Linked DNA regions of Mus musculus: regions 2 and 3 are each linked to region 1. Evidence: chromatin contacts called from ENCODE Hi-C data. All regions are on one chromosome and are shown on one strand. The core of a region is the stretch at or near the end of the contact, and the rest is flanking DNA. Distances in the headings are between cores, read along the strand shown.

Region 1 (2,701 bases), core at 113-2,612:
GTGGCTTATGTTAGTTAGGTTCTTAATGCTATTATTGTAGTAGTGGGGCTTGCTTGCTCTGCACACTTAAAGTCTTGAAGAAAGTGGAATCCTAGTTTCACTGGCTGCATTATCTTAAATTGCTTTCGTTTCTGTGAGCATCTATTTCTTCACCTATAACCTCAGCATCTTACTTTGCTGCTCACTCATATCATTATCACTGGGAGGACCAGCAGATTCAACATTTGCTCTTAGCCAAAGGCAGAGAAGAGATGATCAGTGAACTAAAACAGCCGAGGAGCTATGTCACTCATACTAGAAGAGGCATAAATGTTACAAGTTATTATGATGATATTGCCAATGAGGCTAAATAGCCTTTAAATACCACTCTACATTAGGGCCAAGATTCCCCCAAAGGAGCAAGAACTGGTCATATTGAGTTGAACCTGATAATCTGCATTGAGAAATACAGCTGATAAATCACAGTCCGAAATTAGCCAGGTGCAGAGAAAAGAAGGGTTGGGTAGGAGGAAAGATGAAGCAACGCCTTTAATGCCAGTAAGAAATATGCCATGCACCAGTACTAGAGTAAATGGTAGAGCTGGAGAGAGGTAATTGGTGGTATCACCCGTGCATTGTGGCTAAAACAGAAGGATTGTGTGGTCAGGAAAGAATCCCTCTCCAGGGACCTCCAGGCCTCATAGAACAGACAATAAAAAGTCTTTCCCGAGACATGGTGCAGATTTGTCCTTTTGCCTCAGAAGGAAAAAAGAAAAAGAAAAAAGGATGATACTACTAGCTGTAAGCAATTAAAGGTCAATTCAGAGAAGAATTAGAAAAGTGCAGTTTCTGTTTTGGAATCTCTCTCTCTCTCTTCTTTTTTCTTTTTCTTTCTTACTTTCTTTCTTTCTTGTTGTCTTTCTTTTAACAAAAACATTATATAAGTACATCCTTCTTATCTGCCAGGTTGGTTATCAGAAAAACACTTGTTGTACATTTTAATTGGGGCCTTCTGAACACATGATGCTGTGACTCGAAGTGGCTATATCAATAATGGGAGTGATTCAGAGTTCCCAGGCAGCCAGAGGACTATTTCAGGCTCTTAATCCTCCTGCCAAATAGGGTATAGGCCAAAATAGTTCTTTTGCATTTATTTCAGGGTTTTAATCTCATATGCAACTGAACCCCATTAAATGCCGTTTCCCAGGCTCAGTCCTTGCTTTCCAGGCAGTTTAGCATACATGTGCCTGACTTACCACTTCCTGTCTGGGAAGGGTATTGACTGCCCGGAACCACAAATAGCACCTCCTTTCCAAGATTCTTGCTCCAACCCAAGAGCTGTCAATCTGTTTCTGGTCTCAGCCTCAGGGGCTGCCTAGCAGGATAGGCAGGGTAGTTGGGGCAAAACTCAGCAGCTTTTTGCTCTACTGCCAAGCACAAAAGTGGGCTTTCCATGGCTGCTCCTCAGTCTCATTTCTAATCACTCACCATGGAAGGTAATGGAAAAGTGCCTGAATTACAAAGATTCTCATTTATTACCCTGGCTGCTCCCCCACAAAGCATCTCTTCTCCCCTTTGGCAAGAAGAGATCACTATTGACGCTTTTAGAAGGCCCTGGGCCCCTCTCAATTATTGGTGTAATCTCTCCCTATTCTGGAAGCAGAGTTCTTTTCTAAGTAGATTTTTTAGAAAGTTAAAAGCTAGTCTTTGCTTTATTCATTGAAATGACTTCATGGGCTAATGTATTCTCCTGTCAGTATTTTTCATCAGTTCAGCAACATCTGCAGGATATGAAAAAAAGCAGAAAGCAGATGTTTGCAAAAGGTAGTTTCACCAAGCCTCCTTACCATAATTATTGCAGCACCACATCCCCATTTTATGGCACCTCTCTTATATTCATATGCTGTTAACTTGTCCTGTAGAAATTAAAACTGGTGTATTTCAGTTCCTTCTAAACAGATTTGCCACCTTAAAAAAAATAATTGACAGATATCTTCCATTAAATCCAAATTTCCTTTATCAAATCTTCGAGGGGAAAATAGATTAAGAAGATGTAGATATTTATCTCAACCTTCACTCATTTACACTCATTTAGTTAATTAGCACTTAATTACACTGTCAAAGGGGAAAATGTTACAATGGTCAGGACAGAGTGGTCCCCACCCCTAGGGCCCATGCTTCTTTTAAAAGGCAGACCTTTGCTTAGTGCCAGCTTGCTCCTATGTGAAACATTTGTAATGATTACTTGACAAGGGGTGCAGATCTGAGATTGTGCAAGAGAGAGCCATCACTCACTAAAGCCCAGCTGTAACTCCCAAACTGGAGCAACAGTGCCCCCCAAAGCAAGTTGCCAGAAGCAGCCAGAGAACAAACCCTGAGCTGCCCAAATGACTATTTTTTTTATAAGCCAAGGAACTATTTTAAGAACTGCTGGCCGAACCCGCAGGCTCTATCACAACCAGATGAGCATTCCAACCAAGCTGGGGAGCGGTGGCTGGAAACAGAGACTGTTTCCACCTATTTTAACCCAGACGCCACAAATTCTCTAAGGAGGAATGGAGGCGGGAGTGGAGATAGAGCAACAGAGACATAGTAGAAAAGTGGACAACTTTAGAAGTTTGTCAGACTTGAAGCAACAAAATATAATCAGCTTAACGAATAAATCGTATTAACTGAAATGCAATTGAAACTCTGCTTGTCATCGGGGTTTCTCCATCTTTTA
Region 2 (2,700 bases), core at 49-2,548, 1.2 Mb before region 1:
TAGGAATTAGAAAAAAATAAAGCAAGCTTTTGTGCCATGGTTTCCCCCCTCGGAGTGAGGATTGTGCGAGCCTTGCTCCTCAGGTCTCTCTGTTCCTGCCCCTGACACCCTCCCGTTTAATTCTGTTTTAGCTTTTCCTCTTGTAAATTTCAGAGCCAGCTTTGAGGTTATTGACGACACTTATCGGAAGGAGGAAAATAATAGAGGTGTGGAGAGTGGTTTTGATGTTTCTTAAAGGACAAAAACAAAACGCCCTCCCCTAAACAGGGCACACAATTATACAGGCTTCTTTTTTGGGGGTGGGGGTGGGGGGGTGGGGGGAGTCCGCTGGCTGAATGAGACTAGTATGACTAAGTTTCTTTTACAAAAAATTTAAAAATGTTACCCGATCATATTTAATCAAATGTAATTATAACACATTCAAAATGAATAATATGCCTTGGAAGTATTTTTATTGTTATTGTTCATTGCACGATGTTCGACTGCTTTAGAAGCACAGGAAAGAAGCAAACGCGCTACAAATGGGGAATTACCCTCGTTTAGCATTAAAATTCATTTAGATAAAATTGCCACAAACATTTAAATGGGAAGATTAGTTCCCCCTCACGCCTTATTGCACTCGCTCAATGGTTCCGTTAAGAACATTTTACACGTTGGAAATTCCGTCTTCTCAGACGGCTTGCTGTTTCCTAGTTACACACATTCAAAGCAAAGGCTGCAGCCACGGCAGCCGCAGCAGCGGCAGCAGGGGGAAAAAGTTTGGCAACTGGTCTGCAATTCATCCGCTGCGCCCCTAGTTTCCCTCCACCCTCCCCAGTTCCCCCCCATTAACAGCCCCCCCCCCCGACTTATGTGTTCGAAGAGCCCGGCCTCGAGGAGCCAAGGTTGGTTGTACAGTATTGACAATATTAAACTACAAAGAAATGGAAAGAAGCCGGTGGGTCCCTCTCTGCGTCTCCCGCTTTTGTACGAGGCTGAGGGTTGAGTGCAAATGTGCCGAGTCGCCCGCACCCCGACCCCAGGGCCGCCGGGCGCGCCGCCGTGGCCCGAGACGTCTCCAGGAAATTCGCCACTGCTCTCGCTAGCGCGGTGGTGGAAACGTGTTAAAGGCTCAGCTTGCAAAGTCCTGGCACCGTCCAGTCCCTCCTGGCCCTCTTCTCGCCCCACCCCTCCCCCCGCCGCTCCCCCCCCCCCCCAGCCCCTCACCCCTGTCCTTTCTTTTGAGCCGCAGGAAAAGAGGAAAGTCGTCTTCTACTGCCACCTTTTGGGGATTTGGAAAAACGACGCAGTAGGAGACCGGAGGGAGGCGGAGCGCGGCAGTGTGTTTTGAGGGGGCGGGGGGGAGGGGGGGGGAAGAAACCCCCTTATGATCATGCGTCGGAACTGGCGCCCTTAATCTGATGCTTAAATATTTGATGTGGAAAAATTACCCATAAAATTAGTTACTAACAATTTCAAATTGAAATCACTTATCGAATTATAAGCGCATTAAAGCTGTATGGATGGTATTAGGAGTTCCTTTGGAGGCTGTCTCCTCTCGGGGAACCCGGCCCACGAGTTTTACCGCGGGGAGAGGCGTGCTAGGTGGAGCCCTGGGGAGACCAAACGACAAGGACAGCAGTTGGGGTGCCGGGTCCTAGCGGGCCTAGAGAAGATGGATCTGGGTATGGGGATCGCATTCCGGGCAGAAGCGCATACTGAGTAACTCCAGGGACAAAGTCCGAACGTTGTGAAAGGGGAAAACTGCTCTTTTACGCTGGAATTCCGAGCCTTCAGTGATGCTTTCAGCTCCCCCTGTGTAGGCGGGAGGGGGGTGTTGGGGGTGGGCTGAGAGGAGTTTTGAGATGTCTCTAATGAGACCGCCGCGGCCGGCTCACCCAGCTCCAGCCGCGTCTCAGACTCCCTTTAGTTTCCCTCTGCACGACATCGGGGCTGGGGCTGGGGCTGGAGCTGGTACGTGGGCGGGTGGGTCTCAGTTGTGATCCCACACTACTCCGAGGTACTCGGGGTCTGCAGAAGAGTCCTATGCTTGCCCCCATCCCCACCTCCGCCATCTGAAAGTCAAAGTTAAGAAGAATTAACTGTCTCGGTAGCCTGGGTGTCCATGAGTTAGCGCAAAAGCATATTCAAAGACTTCTTCGGCTCACTCTGGGCTCCGTCAATTGGAACCCCTCAGAGTGGTTTGTAGTTGCCAGAATGCTTTCACAGGACTTTTCCAGACGGAGCCCCGGCTTCCGAATCCCAGGGCGCTCATGGGAGCATGTCGGTGAGAGCTTGGGCCCTGGAGGCTGCCTTGAACAGTCAGGCTGGGCAAGAGGGTGAGCTTCCAGAGTGTATAGCACTCCGGTAGAATGGAGAAGAATAGTGTCACAGTGTGTTGGGCAGAAGCTCCTTCAAGTTTCCTTAAAAGTCCTAGAAACTTCCCCCACTTTGGATCCCACAGGCCCTCGGCCCTTGGGAAGGCAGTTAAAGCAGAAATTGGTGATATAGGTTCTCAACGGGTGTTTGGACCGTAAGCAGGGAGGTGTGGGTTTGTGTGTGGGGCGCCCAGTTTGAGTCATCATTTTTCCTGGTCTCTTCTGTGCTACCCAGCACCCCCTGGCCCTTTGGCAAACCATACCATCAAGGGTAGACGCAGCATTAGAGGCTAAGAGCTCTCTGGTTGGGGGAAAAGATCTGGGCGGGAGAGTTGGGGGTCTT
Region 3 (2,829 bases), core at 4-2,503, 1.3 Mb before region 1:
TGGCTGGTTGGAGACTTTAAGTTGTGGGCAGGGTCAGCTTTTGTCTGAAATCTCAGCTTCCGAAGTGGATTTCTTTTTCTCTGGAACTGGGAGCTTTCACGGGGCTGGGTTCGGAGATAGACAAATTGAGAGATGGAGGTCTGGGAGGCCGGCTCCGGGCGTCGCCGCTGAAAGAGCTGGGGGTGGGGGGTGGGAGGGAGCGCAGCGTCTCCAGGCCCGAGCAAGGCCGAGGCTGGAGCCCCTCGGCGTCGCCCAGACAAAGGCAGCCCCAGCCGCAGCGCAGCGGAGCTCTGCAGCTTCGCCGCGCCCCGGGCGCACGGCTAAACTTGCCGGTAGCGCAATCGAGAAAGAGCCTCGGGTCCCGGGGCTCCCAGGCCCCGGCCGCCCGCAAGGTCTGGCTGCTTGGTGCCCGCGTTGAGTTTCGTTCTCCAGCGGTCATAAATAGCTCGGTGTTTGTAAACAAGCGCTGGGGGCACATTCCCGGCGCTCGGCTCATTGTTCCCTCCCTTCCTCCCTCACTTCGCGCGGCGGCTGGGGCTGAGGGCTGCAAGAGAGGAGGTGGGGACGTCCGGACTCAAAGTGACAAAATGCAAGCATTTCCTTTCCTCCGGCCCTACGTCCACTTCTGACAGCGGGGGGAGAAAAAAAAATAAAGAAAGAAAGAAAAAACCCAAACCAAAAGAAAAAAAAGAAAAGAAAAGAAAACCTCTAAGCTGAGTCTGCAGAACGCCCGGGCGACCGCTACCCCACGTTCTCAGGACTCTCGAGCGGAACCTTTTCCAGTCCAGTTCCAGCTCCTCTTCTTGCTCTGGCTTTGACTTTTCTCCTCCGGGAGTCTAGCAGAGAATCCAGTACTTTTGGCATCACCCCCACCCCGAAAAATACTGGCAGACCCCAATAATTTCGAGGAAAGTCTTGAAGTCTTTCATGAGCGGAGCCCTGAGCGAATTAACTCCGGCATCTGCCTGCCCTACGTTTATTCCCGATTTATTTCAAGCGTCCGCTTTGGGAAGAGAGGCTGGAAGGGGACGTAAAGCCGGCGGGTTGGGAGCTGCAGCCTGTATTTGTGTGCATGTGCCCTGGGTGTGTGGTGTTAGTGCCTGGGCGTGCGAATTTGTGGAGTGTCTTTCTGCCTCTCCAGTGCGGCCAGAGCTCGCTTCGCGCACCCACCCCTGCCGAGGAGCCTACTTGCTGCAGCCCAATGCATTGTGTAAGACGCGACCTGTTATGGCCACCACTACTTCCGGGTTCTAGCATTCTGGTCGGAATCCACCTCTCCGCCTGTGCAACACACACTTTACACACGCACGGCGACTGCAAGCGGGCAGCATCGATCGTGGCTCCTTTAAGACAAACTCAGACAGACATTTTTTTAACCCTCCTCTCTAATCTCCCTTCAGTGCAGCAGTTGCAAAGAGGGAGAGAGAAAGAGAAAGAGAGCGAGAGAAGAGAGAAACTGATTAGGAATTAGGACTGATTCAAGGAAAGCGGGCGCTAGGGCTTTGTGCATTTGAATATTAACATTTGAGGTGTTCTGACCAGAAGAAGACAGAACGGACGATCATTCATTCACCACGTTGACAACCTCGCCTGTGATTGACAGCTGGAGTGGCAGAAAGCCATGAGATTTGGTAGTTGGGTCTGAGGGGCGCTCTTTTTTTTTTTTCTTTTTCTTTTCTTTTCTTTCTTTTTTTTTAAACTGATTTTTTTGGGGGGGAGAGAAGATCTGCTTTTTTTTTCCCCTCCCACTGCTGTCTTGGTGGAACCAGAGCGCTTTTATGCTCAGCGACGCGGGCGCCTTGCTTCAGGTCCGGTAGACCGAAGATCTGGGACCAGTAATTCACACTGCTGGAGACGCAAAGGGATTTTTTTTTGTTATTGTTGTGCTTTATTTTTTTTTCCGGGGGAGTTTGCATATTTGTTTCTTTTCACACTGGCCTTAAAGAGGATATATTAGAAGTTGAAGTAGGAAGGGAGCCAGAGAGGCCGATGGCGCAAAGGGTACGTATTAAAAGCAATTGTGGAAGTCAAATGTGAGATTAAATTGAAACGTGGCTGAAAGACACTGCTACTAAGTTTCCTCTTTTCTTTCTCTCTTTTTGAATGAGGATCCTAAAGCCGCGGCCTAAATCGACAGTTTTACTTAATGCGTTTGCAGCCTTATGCATGTTTCTTGTGGTTAATTCAAGTGATCAAGTTGTCTATAGATTCCTAGCCAACAGCTATATAAATAAAAATACAAGCTCAAGGAATCACCTGTTTTAAAAGATAAAAAAGACAAGGGGGAAGATGCTTCATATCCAGTGCTGTAATTTAAGCATTTAGGGACCAAAAGTTTAAAGCTATGTTTAATGAAAATGAACAGCTGAGAACTTTTGCCTCATTATCGATTATATTCATCTTCAGTATCAGTAGAAATGGGGAGCATTTTCCGCTAAGTAATGTCCTGGTGCAGTGAATTTTTGGTTGGAAAAACATTCCTTTTATAAAAGTAATTTTAATTTGCATGGGATTTTATGCAAGATAATAAGTTTGTAGATTTTTTCCTTAGCTAAGTTCTGTACTAGTTAGATACTAAATACAGAGCTCTCACTTTTAAAATGCAATACTAATTTCCCCAATATTCCTATTTGAATGAAAATGCCTTGAAAGTAAACTGAGACAATGATGCCCCCGCAGAGGTGGCTTCTTAAAAGAAAGGGGTCTACAAAAAGGCTGCCTTGCATAATTTGTGTCTTGGCCCTCAAAGCCCCTTTTGGAAAAGAAAGTTACTAGAGGACACATTTTTCTTTATTCTCTTGGTTCAGACAAATGTCAGCCTTCTTCCAA

The links. Hi-C counts contacts between places; a loop is a spot of excess contacts on that map.
Region 2: a loop to region 1 is called in a map of heart, with 5 times the contacts of the local background. The contact joins the promoter of 8430419K02Rik here to the enhancer-like site in region 1. A Hi-C loop is called at or near these places in 5 of 37 maps with a recorded cell type or tissue (adrenal gland and heart).
Region 3: a loop to region 1 is called in a map of heart, with 7 times the contacts of the local background. The contact joins the promoter of Meis1 here to the enhancer-like site in region 1. A Hi-C loop is called at or near these places in 8 of 37 maps with a recorded cell type or tissue (adrenal gland, heart and left cerebral cortex).

Annotation. Positions count from the first base shown.
Region 1 is chr11:17,685,529-17,688,229 of GRCm38, reverse strand. No RefSeq gene overlaps it. Among named protein-coding and RNA genes, the nearest start is that of Etaa1, 270 kb to the left of the region's middle. Within about 2 kb of position 1,362, at least 1 of the 3 ENCODE cell types and tissues checked has a DNase peak (open chromatin) inside an H3K27ac peak, as active enhancers do.
Region 2 is chr11:18,876,208-18,878,907 of GRCm38, reverse strand. It overlaps 8430419K02Rik (a long non-coding RNA gene), which reads left to right and starts at 1,298. Exons shown (of 4, transcript XR_003949854.1): 1 at 1,298-2,700.
Region 3 is chr11:19,017,393-19,020,221 of GRCm38, reverse strand. It overlaps Meis1 (Meis homeobox 1), which reads left to right and starts at 1,253. Exons shown (of 12, transcript NM_010789.3): 1 at 1,253-2,001. The coding sequence starts at 1,990. It overlaps Gm16141 (a long non-coding RNA gene), which reads right to left. Exons shown (of 3, transcript XR_381070.4): 3 at 1,892-2,829.